Regions from separate parts of the Homo sapiens genome. Here regions 1 and 3 are each linked to region 2. A link is a contact called in ENCODE Hi-C or POLR2A ChIA-PET data. All regions are on one chromosome and are shown on one strand. Each heading gives the region's core, a stretch centred on a gene start or an enhancer-like site at or near the end of the contact. The rest is flanking DNA. Distances are from core to core; before and after follow the strand shown. Region 1 has its middle 7.7 kb from the start of RNU1-2. Region 2 holds the start of SPEN (spen family transcriptional repressor). Region 3 holds the start of SDHB (succinate dehydrogenase complex iron sulfur subunit B).

Region 1 (4,284 bases), core at 370-2,869, 1.1 Mb before region 2:
TCCCCTACTACTGTTGTGGGAATCAGGAGAACAGAGAGACCAATGGGTGGAACAGGAGGATTTTATTGAGTGCCCTCAGGCCCAGAGGATTAAAATCCAAAGGCTGAGCCCCGAACAAAGACAGGGTTTGACTTTTATACACACTTCAAAAAGGGGGTTGGCTAGTTTGAATGGCATGGTGGGACTATGATGGCACCAAACTCGCGGGGCAGGCAAGAGGGCTTACAGAAGCAGAACAAAGGCAGCTAGTCAAACTGTGACAGGTCTCACGAGGCAAGAATAGCTGGTGACCTTGCAGCTGCACTGAAGGGAAATCAAGAACTTAACAAAACTTGAATAGTGAGAAATGGTAAAGGGAAAAGAGAAGGTAATAAAAGCATTTGCTGTTTCTTGCTCTTATCCTTCCTAGGGATAACAGACTGTTAAGAGAGTCTCCAGAACTCATTTCTCAGCGATGTGGTTTTTCAGAAACTATCTGTTCCTGACCTTGCAGCCAAGCAAGTACAGGAAAATACTTTTTCTTTTTAATTTCTACCTTATTACTACAAGTTACAAAACAGAGGTTTCCACGTTTGGAAAAATAAGAGACAACAACATAGCCATAGAATGCATAGCCCTCAGCCTTACAGTAAACCACTTTGATAACCATAACATGTGCTCTACATACCACACATGTGAACTTCCGCCCCGCCACAGCTCCATACGCCTCACCCTTTACACGCACGGTCACTTGCCCCGAGCACCACCCCAGCCAATCCCCAATCACCCTGAGCCCTCCTAGCCCTAACGCACAGCTAGGACGCTCACGTCCAGCCAGCGGTCCCGGACTTGCTCCTACAGCACGGGAAATCCTTCATGGCGAAGCAGCAGCCCCTGCGCTGCCTCATCTACATAGAAACGCCCTATCGGTGATGTCACCAACAGTGCCTTTCCCAGTCCCCTTCTGTTCTTCCGCCCCACCCTCCTCCACTCAGCCCACCAACCCGGTGCCGCAGCCGGCGGGGGAAGTGACGTCCGCCTGTCCCTCCTTTCTGTCTCGCCCTTGTCTTTTGGGGAGGTGCGCCGAGACCCTGCATCTAGTCTCCCCCGAAGAAGTGATTACTTAACCTGTGTCCTGCGGAGGACCCTTCTGGCGGGCAGCTGGAAGCCTGTGCACCCGTCTTCAAATAATGGCTTTTAATAGCAGACTGGAACGTTTCGGATTACAAAGCAAACCGGACCCTTTCAAACCTGGTTATCTTTGTGAAGTAGCATTCCACTTAAAATTGGGAGCCCTTTAATAACAGAGAGAAATCATGTCTATGAAACTAGAGAAGCTGCTCAGATAACTGCAAACCAGCCATCCTTACTGGTTTTACGAGTAGTAGTGTTATAAAGAAAGTTGTCCAGTTTTATGAGTCTTGTAGGTTTGTTTTTTTGTTTTTCAAATACAGTAGTGTACAAAAAGGAAGCAGAATGTGGTTGCTGTCTCAATGTAATGCCTCGCTGGGCCTGAGAATTTGAAAATAAAAAAGTTCTCTTCTTTCCCCATTCTCCCTTTAGATGAAAAGTCTTTCTTGGCCGGGCGCGGTGGCTGACGCTTGTAAGCCCAGCACTTTGGGAGGCTGAGGCGGGCCGATCACGAGGTCAGGAGATCGAGACCACGGTGAAACCCCGTCTCTACTAAAAATAAAAAAAAAAAATTAGCCTGGCGTGGTGGCGGGCGCCTGTAGTCTCAGCTACTCGCAGAGGCTGAGGCAGGAGAATGGCGTGAACCCGGGAGGCGGAGCTTGCAGTGAGCTGAGATCGCCCACTGCACTCCAGCCTGGGCGACAGAGCGAGACTCCGTTTAAAAAAAAAAAAAGTATTTCTTGAAAGCATTGTCGATCAAAAGCTGTGTCCCTCCTTGCCAGAATGGCTCATTCCCAGATAGTCCTGTCCCACACGGGGGTCAGGGGAGGGAAGGAGACCTCTCTTTTTAACAGCGTCCAAAAGCTGAACTGGTGTGGCATCACAACATGGAAAAAAAAAAAAAAAAAGAGAGAGAGAGAGAGAGAGAGATATCTCGGCCAATTCTATAGTTGCTGTCACTTGTTGAATCATCTCTAGTTTTCAGAGTACCATGAATTTAGTTTCTCAAAAGAAGTAAAACAATGAGAAATACATAACATTAATAATTTGAGTAGTAGAAATATAATGCATACAAGAATGATCATCACAAAGAGAATCTGTATCCTGGAACAGTAAGGGAACCAGGGAACTGGGATTTGATGTTTCAGCCAACTGAAAACATCAGGGAAAACATCAAACCCCATTTCTTCTTTAGTGATTTCTTGCAGCCAAGTGGCTTCTTTTCTGATTTTTTCTAGAGAAGGTTCTACTACATGGGAAATGTATATGTATATGCAACAAAAGGTATTTGCCACCACACATCTCCCTGCTCAGCTAAATGTATCACCTAAAGTGATGTGATTATCTAGTACAACCTTAGCCAGTGACTAAATACCTTTTTATAGAGCTGCAAAAGAGGCCGCAGTTTCATCAGCAATGTTTTTCTTTCTTTTTCTTTTTCTTTCAGAGACAGTGTCTGGCTCTGTGGCTCAGGCTGGAGTGCAGTGGCGCCATCATAGCTCACTGCAGCCTCAAACTCTTTGGCTTAAGTGATTCTCCTGTCTCAGCCCCTGAGTCACTGGGATTACAGGCCAGAGCCACCATGCCTGGTTTTCATCAGCAATGTTTCCTGAGGTTACAAAAAGATTTGTAATCCTGGGAGGAAACACTCCCTTGAAGCAAGTGTTCTCCCCAAAAAAATGCAAGGAGCTATCTTCTTGATAGCCAGGCAGATAATTCTCAGGTTTTGCCCCACAGAATCTCTATCTAAAATAGAGCAGTGGTCATGCCTAGTGAAAAGTTTGAGGGAACTCGCCCAATGTTGGGTTTCTTCAGAGCCATATATATAGATATAACCAAATATCCTAAAAGACACTGCCCTTCATCATTCCATGCCGTTAGACATTTACAGGACCATGGATGGTGATCTCCTCCAGACAAAAATAAATGCTGGTGCAGAACAGGTAAGTGTATTATAATTTGAGTACATCAGCTTTTGGGCATTTTAAACCATGGGTCAGACATGTTAGAGCAAGAGGGCAGGTTGATAGCAAGAGGGAGTGTTTTTCTTTTAATTTTCCAATAGCAAAGTGATGTTTGCCACTGTCATTTCAGAGTGAGGTGACAATTTGTTGTTGTTTGGTTTTGTGGGTTTTTTGTTTGTTTGTTTTTGAGACAAGGTCTCACTGTCACCCAGGCTGGAGTGCAGTGGCATGATCAGGGTTTACTTCTGCTTTGACCTCACATATTCAAGCAAACCTCCTTACTAATCCTCCCGAGTAGCTGGGACTACAGGCACGTGCCCCCACACCCTGGGGTGTGAACTGGGATTTGATGTTTTCAGTTGGCTCTCTAATGGAATAGGTTCCCTTACTCTTCTAGAATCAGATTGTCTTCATGATTATCATTCTTGTGTGCATTATACTTCTACTACGCTGCTGATTTTTTCTTTTTTTTTTTAATTTTTATTTTTGAGACAGTCTTTCTCTGTCACCCAGGCTGTATTGCACTGGCAGGATCTTAGCTCACTGCAACCTCTGCCTCCTGGGTTCAAGCGATTCTTTTCCTTCAGCCTCCTGAGTAGCCACCTGGCTGATTTTTGTATTTTTAGTAGAGACAGGGTTTCACCATGTTGGCAGGCTGGTCTCGAACTCCTGACCTCGAGTGATCCGCCCGCCTTGGCCTCCTATAGTGCTGGGATTAAAGACATGAGCTACCACACCTGGCTCTCAAACCATTTTAATTAAGCAAAGACAGATTTGTCTGGCTTTTTAGTACAATGCTGAATTATCCTCCAATCTATATTTTTAGGAAGGACCTGGGGAGTGGCAACATGGAGATATTTGGTGAAAATGTGAACCTTTCATGTTCTGCTTCAGTCCCTTTTTGAAAATCCTTCCAATTTGCCTTTGCAACCAGTTAGTGGCCTTGCCTTCTTCACCAGCATGTGAATTGATTGATAAAGGTCAGAATATTTGGGCTCAAAGGTTTCAACAGTTAAGTCAAATTTTCTGCCAGAGCCTATAGAATCTCGGAGCCTGCTTTAGAAACAGAAGAGTGAAATGTATTTAAGTTTAGATCAGGGAAGTCCTTTATAATATTCTTAATTCACGTTTTGGTGAAGTGGTATACACAATGGTAGGCTCCCCTCTTCCTGTGGGTTTGGGTTTTACCTTTAAAGGGGCTGTCAGAACA
Region 2 (3,913 bases), core at 729-3,228:
CAGCCCGTGGTCTCCCCTTCATCCTAGGGCACAGAGGTGAATTTTTGCTCCCTGCCTCCCCCCGCCCCCGCCTGGTTTCTCAGGCACGACGTAGTAAACACCGGGAGAGTCCCTGGAAGCGCGCACCTCCCCCCGGCCTGCCGAGGACAGCTCAAGCAGGTTATGAATGGCCCCACGATTCCCGGCTCCTTTTCACACGCGGACACGCGCAGACGCGCGCTCCAGCGGCGAGGGTTTAATGCCCCAGTAACAGCAACCACCAACACAATCAATGATCCTCCATTTAAAAGACAGGAGCTCCGCCGCCGCTGCTTCCATTTCCTTATCCAAGCGGCTCAAAGCGAGCGACGCAATCTATTTTTCCCATGGTGACTCATTAATGAGGACGCTCCATAATTTCCTTCACTCACTACATAGTAAGGGAAATTAAAAGCCAAACTTAAAACCTTCCAGGGTCTTAAATATCGGAATAAACTGTCATTTTCGAGGACAACCACAGATTTGCTATGGTCCCTCTGAATCTGCACCAAGTCCAAGCCAATCGTCATTTTAATAAGTGTTTTATGCGGAGGCCTATCTGTTACGGTACACAGGCATTTCACAAAGAAAACGCACTACACGCTACTCAATAAGATGTATCAACGACAACATTTATTCTTATAATTCACAAAAATATTCAGGGGAGGTTTTTTTTTTAAGCTACATCTTCTCATCGTAAAAGGTTTGGAATGTTTTACCGTTTGATTCGGGAATTCAGGGGTGGGGGGCACCAGGGTCTTAGGGCGGCCTGGGAGTGCGACCCGAGGCTACGGGCGCCGGGGCTAGCAACCTCCTGTCAGACGCGGTCTCCTCCGCCGGGGACGAGGAAGCCCAAACGGGCGCACCAACTTATTTCACACCACTCTCCACCCAGCCCCGCAAAAACGAGAAACGTTTGCCATTCCCAGTGAGTTTCAAGGCTGCAAATCCTCCGGAGAGGTCCTAGATGGTCTCTCCGGGTCCGCGACGCGACCACAGTACCTACTGCGACTTCTGTTTTCGCACCGCCTTTCCCTTCGCACGGAACCCTCCCGAAGTCAGACATTGCCGAGCGCCCGCAGAGCAGCTTGGAGTGGCGGCGCCGGACCCGGCTGTCGGGCGGGCTCGGGTCCCGGCTGCTCCGGGCCGGGCACTGCGCGCAAGGACGCGACCCCGCCGCCCAGCGCATCTCCCACCGACTCCCGGGCTGACGCGAGGGCAGCCCCGGGGCGCCGGCTGCGTGGAGGCCGAGCCTCGGTCACCTCCCTCGTCACGGACGCGGCCGCCGGGGCCCCGCGGGCTCTTCGAAGGCGGCGCGGCTTGGCCGCCCGCACCGCCGACACCCGAGGCCCAACGCCGCGACGCGGGCCGAGCGGCTGACGAGGTCCCACAGCGCCCGTGGGTCCGGGCCGGAGTCCTCCTCACCAGCTCCGCGCTCCGGGAGGGGCCGGCAACGGGCCGGGGCGGGAAGCGGCGCCCGAGGAGCGAGCGCGGCCGCGGGCCTCGTGTCACTCACCGTTTGAAATGCTCGATGATCTTCTCTTCCCGCACGTTCTCGGGTAAGTTGCCCACCCAGAGATGCCTGGTTTCCCGGACCATGCTGGGCGGCGTGCCGGCGACCGCCGCTGCTGGCTCCCCCTCGCCGGCTTCGTACGAGACCGTCAGCGCCGGGAGGCGGGTGCCGGGGCGGCGGCGGCGGCGGCTGCGGCGGTGGCGTCGGCAGCGGCGGCGGCTCCTCCGGCTCCCCCCCGTGCAGAGACCATCCCTCTCCCCCAGGTTCTGACTCTCGGGCCTCGCAGCTCAGCTCTGCCGCCACCACACACCCGAAGCCGACCCTCGCGCTCCGGCAGCGCATGCGCCCGGGCAGGGGCGGGCGGGGGAGCGGGAGGAGGGGCGAGCGGGACACGGGCGGCAGCGACTACGACGGAGCTGGCGCTGTGGCAGCCGGACGCTTCCCACTGGCGCGCGCGGCCCGACTCCCGCCGCCGCACTGCCTCCCCCTCGCCGCGGGCGCGCGCGCGTCCTCCCGCCTGCCAAGGCGGAGAAGCTGAGTTCCTCCCAGCCGGCGCGCAGGCGCGCGGACCGGGCGACGAAGTGAGGGACTACAGGCGGGGAAGGAACGCTCGCGCGCTCGGCCCCGGTGCGCAGGCGCGCAGCTGCTAGTGGAGTCCCGCTGCTTGGCGGGCTCTCGGTCGGGTTCCCGCGCCGGGCAAGGGGCGGCTGAGGAAGCAGGAGCGGTCTTTAGCCCCTCCAGCGGCAACCCCAGGCCCCGGCCTGGTGGAAGATATGAAGAGAAATGCAATTGGTTTCCACAGGGCTACGGGTCAAAGCGGCTGCCAAGGCCTGTCCCCTAGAAGTCAGGACCCCTTCGTCCTCCGCTCACCTGGCGGCCAGCTCCTGGCGTTTCCGGACACTTAGATTCCTGCCTGCTTGGGAAAGCGATCAGAAAAAGGTTGCCCTTCTCACCGCTCTGCTGAACAGCGACGGCTTCAGAAACGCATCCCATCCAAGAGTCACTGGCTTGTAACATGAAGCAACTTTTTTTTTTTTAATACGGGGTCTCGCTCTGTTGCCCAGGCTGCTGGAGTGCAGTGGCACGGTCTCGGCTCACTGCAATCTCCGCCTCCCAGACTCAAGCGATTCTCCTGCCTCAGCCTCCCAAGTAGCTGGGATTACAAGCACCCGCAACCACACCTGGCTAATTTTTGTATTTTTATTAGAGACAGGGTTTCACCATGTAGGCCAGGCTGGTCTTGAACTCCTGACCTCAGGTGATCCGCCCGCCTCGGCCTCCTAAAGTACTGGGAGTACAGGCGGGAGTCACTGCACCTGGCCTAAGCAACTTTTTTATATAGAATCTTGCGAAACCGTTTGCAAGATACCCTTGCTGATCGCTGTGGTATAGAAGGAATAAAACGGAAATGAGACAGGAATCCAATATTGTTCCCCTCAGACCATAATTTAATATTTAAACAGAGAAAGGAATTAGACCTCTGGCCTTTCCAGGCCTAAGAGCTTTTGAAACCTACAGTTGAACTTTCTTTTTTTTTTTTTTTCCTTTGAGACGGAGTTTTGCTTTTGTTGCCCAGGCTGGAGTGCAATGGTGTGTTCTCGGCTTACTGCAACCTCTGTCTCCTGGGTTCAAGCGATTCTCCTGCTTCAGCCTCCTGAGTAGCTGGGATTACAGGCATGCGCCACCATGCCCGGCTAATTTTTGTATTTTTAGTAGAGACAGTTTCTCTGTGTTGGTCAAGCTGGCCTCGAACTCACAACCTCAGGTAATCCACCCGCCTCAAGCCTCCCAAAGTGCTGGGATTACAGGCTTGAGCCACCACGCCCAGCCTCTTTTTTTTTTTTTTTCCTGAGACCAAGTTTCACTCTTGTTAGCCAAGCTGGGGCACAATGGCGCTGTCTCAGCTCACTGCAACCTCCGCCTCCCAGGTTCAAGCGATTCTCCTGCGTCAGCCTTCCGAGTAGCTGGAATTACAGGCGCGCACCACCACACCAGGCTAGTTTTTTGTATTCTTAGTAAAGACGGGGTTTCACCATGTTGGCCAGGCTGGTCTTGAACTCCTGACCTCAGGTGATCTGCCCACCTTGGCCTCCCAAAGTGCTGGGATTACAGGCGTGAGCCACCATGCCCGGCCAGTTGAACTTTTATATAAAGGCCAATTTACAGAAATTCAAGGAAAACCCATAAAATTAAGGTAACTATATCGAGAGAAAAATAAAATTATTTATAATAAAAATACACAGAAATACCAGAGGTGTGCTGCTTCAGGTGCAAGCCAGATTTTTTTTTTTTTTTTTTTTTTTTTTTTGGAGACGCAGTCTCACTCTGTCACCAGGCTGGAGTGAAGTGGTACCATCTCTGCTTACTGCATCCTCCGTCTCC
Region 3 (3,741 bases), core at 1,001-3,500, 1.2 Mb before region 2:
GAAACTATAGGTCAAAGATGGGGAGGGGCTTATCCAAGGTCACATGGCCTTGAAGAGAATATTCCAGGTTAGACCTAGAGGTTCAGGCCTCACTACACACCCCCTTTAATGAGGCCACACTGGCGGTATAGCGGGGTTCCAGTCAAGGACTCCAGAAACAGCCCATCCAGCCAATTGACCTGGCCATCTCAATGTCTCCAGTAGCATCCACATCAGCTGTGAGAGTGGAAACCAAAGACTATAGAAAGGCGCCCTTCACATGTCCAAAACAAGCAGACAGAAAGGGGAAAAAAAAATCACTCCTACGAAACCCCGGGACCTGCAAGGTTAACAATCTACACAAACGCGTGGAGTGACTGAAGAGGCAGGTGCCTTGGAGGCTCCAGGCCACTCCTGCCCAAGGTAAGTCCCAAGAGTGAGGCCAGCTCTGAGCAGATCCATGGAGGGGGCTGGAAAAAGAAGCTGAGATGTCTAAAATGGAAACTCAGTAAAAAACAAAACCAAAAAACTTTCTTCACAGAACTGCTGTGGGGATTAAGTGGGATAATGGACCATAATGTTTGGCACAGAGTAGAAATGGTTTCTTATATTAAATGGCTAACAAAGCCACCAAGGACTGGGTGTCCTTCTCTGGGCACACCCTCTCGTACAGAACAGAGCTCACAGTGTCTAGCTGTCTGCTCACTTGCCGTCTCCACCACTAGAGAGTAAATTCAATGAGCAGTGACCACCTGGCTTGCTCATTCCCTGCAGCATCCCAGCACTTGGTGCCTGCCACATAGTAGCCACTCCATTCGTATTTATGAATGAATGAATGAACGAACAAAAGAATGGCACCTTTGCCAGCCACCCTTGAAATCACCTCAGCTCATTCACCAACTGCCCAGTTTGTTTGGGACTCTCAGTGCAGAAACCTGGGCAGCCTCGGGCAAGCTGCACGGTATGCGACAGAAAGGGCTGACTCAAGCCAGTAAGCGTCAGAGATGAATAATAAGACTGACAAATTCTTAGGGAGGCTAGGTGTGGTGGCTCACGCCTGTAATCCCAGCACTTTGGGAAGTTGGAGCAGGATGATTGCTTGAGCCCAGCCTGGGCAACATAGCCAGACTCCATCTCTACAAATAATTTTTTAAAAAAATTATCCGGGTGGCCGGGCGCGGTGGCTCATGCCTGTAATTCCAGTACTTTGGGAGGCCGAGGTGGGTGGCTCACGAGGTCAGGAGTTCAAGACCAGCCTGGCCAAGATGGTGAAACCCCATCTCTACTAAAAACACAAAAAAATTAGCCGGGCATGATGGCGGACGCCTATAATCCCAGCTACTCGGGAGGCTGAGGCAGGGAATTGCTTGAACCCGGGAGGCGGAGGTTGCAGTCAGCCGAGATCGCGCCACTGCACTCCAGCCTGGGAGACAGAGCGATACTCCATCTCAAAAAAAAGAAAAAAAAAAAAACTACCCGGGTATGGTGGCTCACACGCCTGTAGTCCCAGCTACTCTGGAGGTGGGAGGATCGCTTGAGCCTGGGAAGTCGAGGCTGCAGTGAGCCAAGACTGCACACCGGCCTGGGCAACAGAGTGAGACCCTGTCTGAAAAAAAAAAAAAAAATTGGCCGGGCGCAGTGGCTCATGCCTGTAATTCCAGCACTTTGGGAGGCCAAGGTGGGCGGATCACGAGGTCAGGAGTTCAAGACCAGTCTGGCCAAGATGATGAAACCCCGTCTCTACTAAAAATACAAAAAATTAGCCGGGTGTGATGGTGTGCGCCTGTAATCCCAGCTACTCGGGAGGCTGAGGCAGGAGAATCGCGTGAACCCGGGAGGCGGAGGTTGCAGTGAGCCAAGATCGCGCCATTGCACTCCAGCCCGGGAAACAGTGCGAGACTCCATCTCAAACAAACAAACAAAAATTCCAGGAATAAAGAGGTTGAAATCGGGGCAGGGACCCGGATAGGATGGCTCCGCCCCATCTAAGTCTTAGCCCCACCCCCTGAAAGTCGCCCTGCCTCTCAGACTCCTCCCCTTTCTGAGAAGGTCACGGGGGAAGCCAAATGGGCATGCGCCGCTACTGCGCTATTGCGCACGCTCGCTGTGCTTGCCCCGCCTTCCCTCCGCCCACCCGGGAAACCGGAAGCCGCCTCCCACTTGGTTGCTCGTACGCGGCTAGTGGGTCCTCAGTGGATGTAGGCTGGGCGCCGCGATGTTCGACGGGACACCGGCGGAGAGCGACCTCGGGGTTAAGGGGTGGGGCTGACGTCAGGAGCCAAGATGGCGGCGGTGGTCGCCCTCTCCTTGAGGCGCCGGTTGCCGGCCACAACCCTTGGCGGAGCCTGCCTGCAGGTGAGTCCTGGAGCCTCAGAGAGGGAAAAGTCAGGAAAGCCACAGAGACTGCCTGGAGCTGATGGGGCTGCGGAGAGACTGAGGAAGCATAGGGCAAGGCCTCAGGGAGATGGAGGACCTCCTCCCCCTGGTGCAGTGCTTTGGTTTGGCTTCGAGCATCCCTGTCAAGTTATCTTTCTGCGCCTCGCAGCAGCTTGTGAGTTAGGGCACGGGCAATTTTTTACAGCTAAGGGTGCGGGGGGGGGGGACGTTCAGAAAGGGGACTTGAATTGCTCAAGGTCACATGGCAAGCGAATGACTGCTGGAACCAGAATTTGAATCCAGACATTGGAGTTCCAAGCCCTTTTTCTGCCACCAAACTATCGCCTCTGTAGAAAAGGGAGACCTGCGGGGTGTGAAGGATGGGAATTGGGAAGCGAGGTAATTCCTCAAGGGTGCGAGGTTGAGGACCGGGATGGGTGAGGAAAGGACATGTGAATTGTTGGGGACAGGGCAGGGGAAGGGAGAGATGGAGGGAAATGCACCCAGCCCCCTACCTCGAAGGATCCCGGAGGTGGGTGGTGGGGGTTGCAGGAAAGACTGGGTTCCTTAAAGCAGTGTCACCACAGTTTCACTAGTATCCTCTCAGTGTTTCTGACTCTAAAGGTCATATAATAATACGGACCTCATAGAGTTGACATGGAATGACAGGTAGAGGGCTTGGCGCTGTTCTTGTTTATTACTATGCCGTGTGCAGTAACAGATTTTCCCACGCCCCTTGTATGGCCAAGAAACAACACATTTCTGACCTGCCTTCTAAGTGGGAACATTTAGAAGGGGAAGGGAAATTGCTTTTGTATACATAAGGGACTAAGGATTTGCAAATCCTTTCTAAGTCTGTTCCTCTTCTGGGATTCTCAACAACCCCTTTAAGGTGGGCAAGCAAGAATCCTTACCCTCCTTTTTGGAGCTTTGAAAACTTGAGGCCCCCAGAAAGAAAATTTTTGGCTTGCTCAAAATATCACATTCCCAAGAAGCAGACCTGAGGCAGTTTTTTAACATGGTACCAGAAAAACTCCTTAGCATAGATCTTGGGACATGGTTGGTGTCCAAGAAATTTTAGTTCCTCTTCCTCTCTTGCACTTAAATGAGGACATCTTTCATCTTAAGTGCCTGCTATGGCTGCATAACACAGTACATATTGCCCATGTTCCAATCCTGGTTCTATCCAGCATGCTGTGTGTGAACTTGGATCCACTCTGTCTGCATCAGCCTTTCTGAAAAGGGGAGATAGAGGAAGAAGACAGCCTACCAGAGCCTCAAGCTGACATCCTCTCAGTATTAAATTGATGATTGATAATGAGCTTGTTTACCTGTTCCTTTTATAGTTGCTGAGCAAACAATTAAATTGTGAGAGCCCCACTAACG

What was found. A loop is a pair of places that touch in the nucleus more often than their neighbours do. ChIA-PET counts read pairs that join two places held with the same protein, here RNA polymerase II (POLR2A). Pooled maps may share reads with other maps.
Region 1: a loop to region 2 is called in a pooled map, with 14 times the contacts of the local background. The contact joins the enhancer-like site here to the promoter of SPEN in region 2. A Hi-C loop is called at or near these places in 6 of 168 maps with a recorded cell type or tissue (CD4-positive, alpha-beta T cell, CD4-positive, alpha-beta memory T cell, CD8-positive, alpha-beta T cell and 2 more), 9 of 37 single-sample maps with no recorded cell type and 13 of 50 pooled maps. POLR2A ChIA-PET finds 5 or more read pairs at or near these places in 7 of 52 experiments (B cell, CD4-positive, alpha-beta T cell, CD4-positive, alpha-beta memory T cell and 4 more).
Region 3: a loop to region 2 is called in a map of CD4-positive, alpha-beta memory T cell, with 18 times the contacts of the local background. The contact joins the promoter of SDHB here to the promoter of SPEN in region 2. A Hi-C loop is called at or near these places in 1 of 168 maps with a recorded cell type or tissue (CD4-positive, alpha-beta memory T cell) and 7 of 50 pooled maps. POLR2A ChIA-PET finds 5 or more read pairs at or near these places in 2 of 52 experiments (activated B cell and naive thymus-derived CD4-positive, alpha-beta T cell).

What each region holds. Positions count from the first base shown.
Region 1 is chr1:16,901,585-16,905,868 of GRCh38, reverse strand. No RefSeq gene overlaps it. Among named protein-coding and RNA genes, the nearest start is that of RNU1-2, 7.7 kb to the right of the region's middle. RefSeq lists a silencer at 261-555 and enhancers at 296-935, 1,092-1,141, 1,242-1,291, 936-1,575, 1,762-2,041. Within about 2 kb of position 1,619, at least 41 of the 41 ENCODE cell types and tissues checked have a DNase peak (open chromatin) inside an H3K27ac peak, as active enhancers do; they include B cell, CD4-positive, alpha-beta T cell, CD8-positive, alpha-beta T cell and 1 more, where a contact is called at or near this core.
Region 2 is chr1:15,845,772-15,849,684 of GRCh38, reverse strand. SPEN (spen family transcriptional repressor) reads right to left here and starts at 1,978. Exons shown (of 15, transcript NM_015001.3): 1 at 1,535-1,978. The coding sequence starts at 1,617. SPEN-AS1 (SPEN antisense RNA 1) reads left to right here and starts at 1,538. Exons shown (of 2, transcript NR_024279.1): 1 at 1,538-1,577. RefSeq lists enhancers at 1-400, 1,824-2,335, 2,336-2,848 and silencers at 1,072-1,491, 1,672-2,241.
Region 3 is chr1:17,052,541-17,056,281 of GRCh38, reverse strand. It overlaps SDHB (succinate dehydrogenase complex iron sulfur subunit B), which reads left to right and starts at 2,250. Exons shown (of 8, transcript NM_003000.3): 1 at 2,250-2,334. The coding sequence starts at 2,263. RefSeq lists enhancers at 1,711-1,760, 2,311-2,370.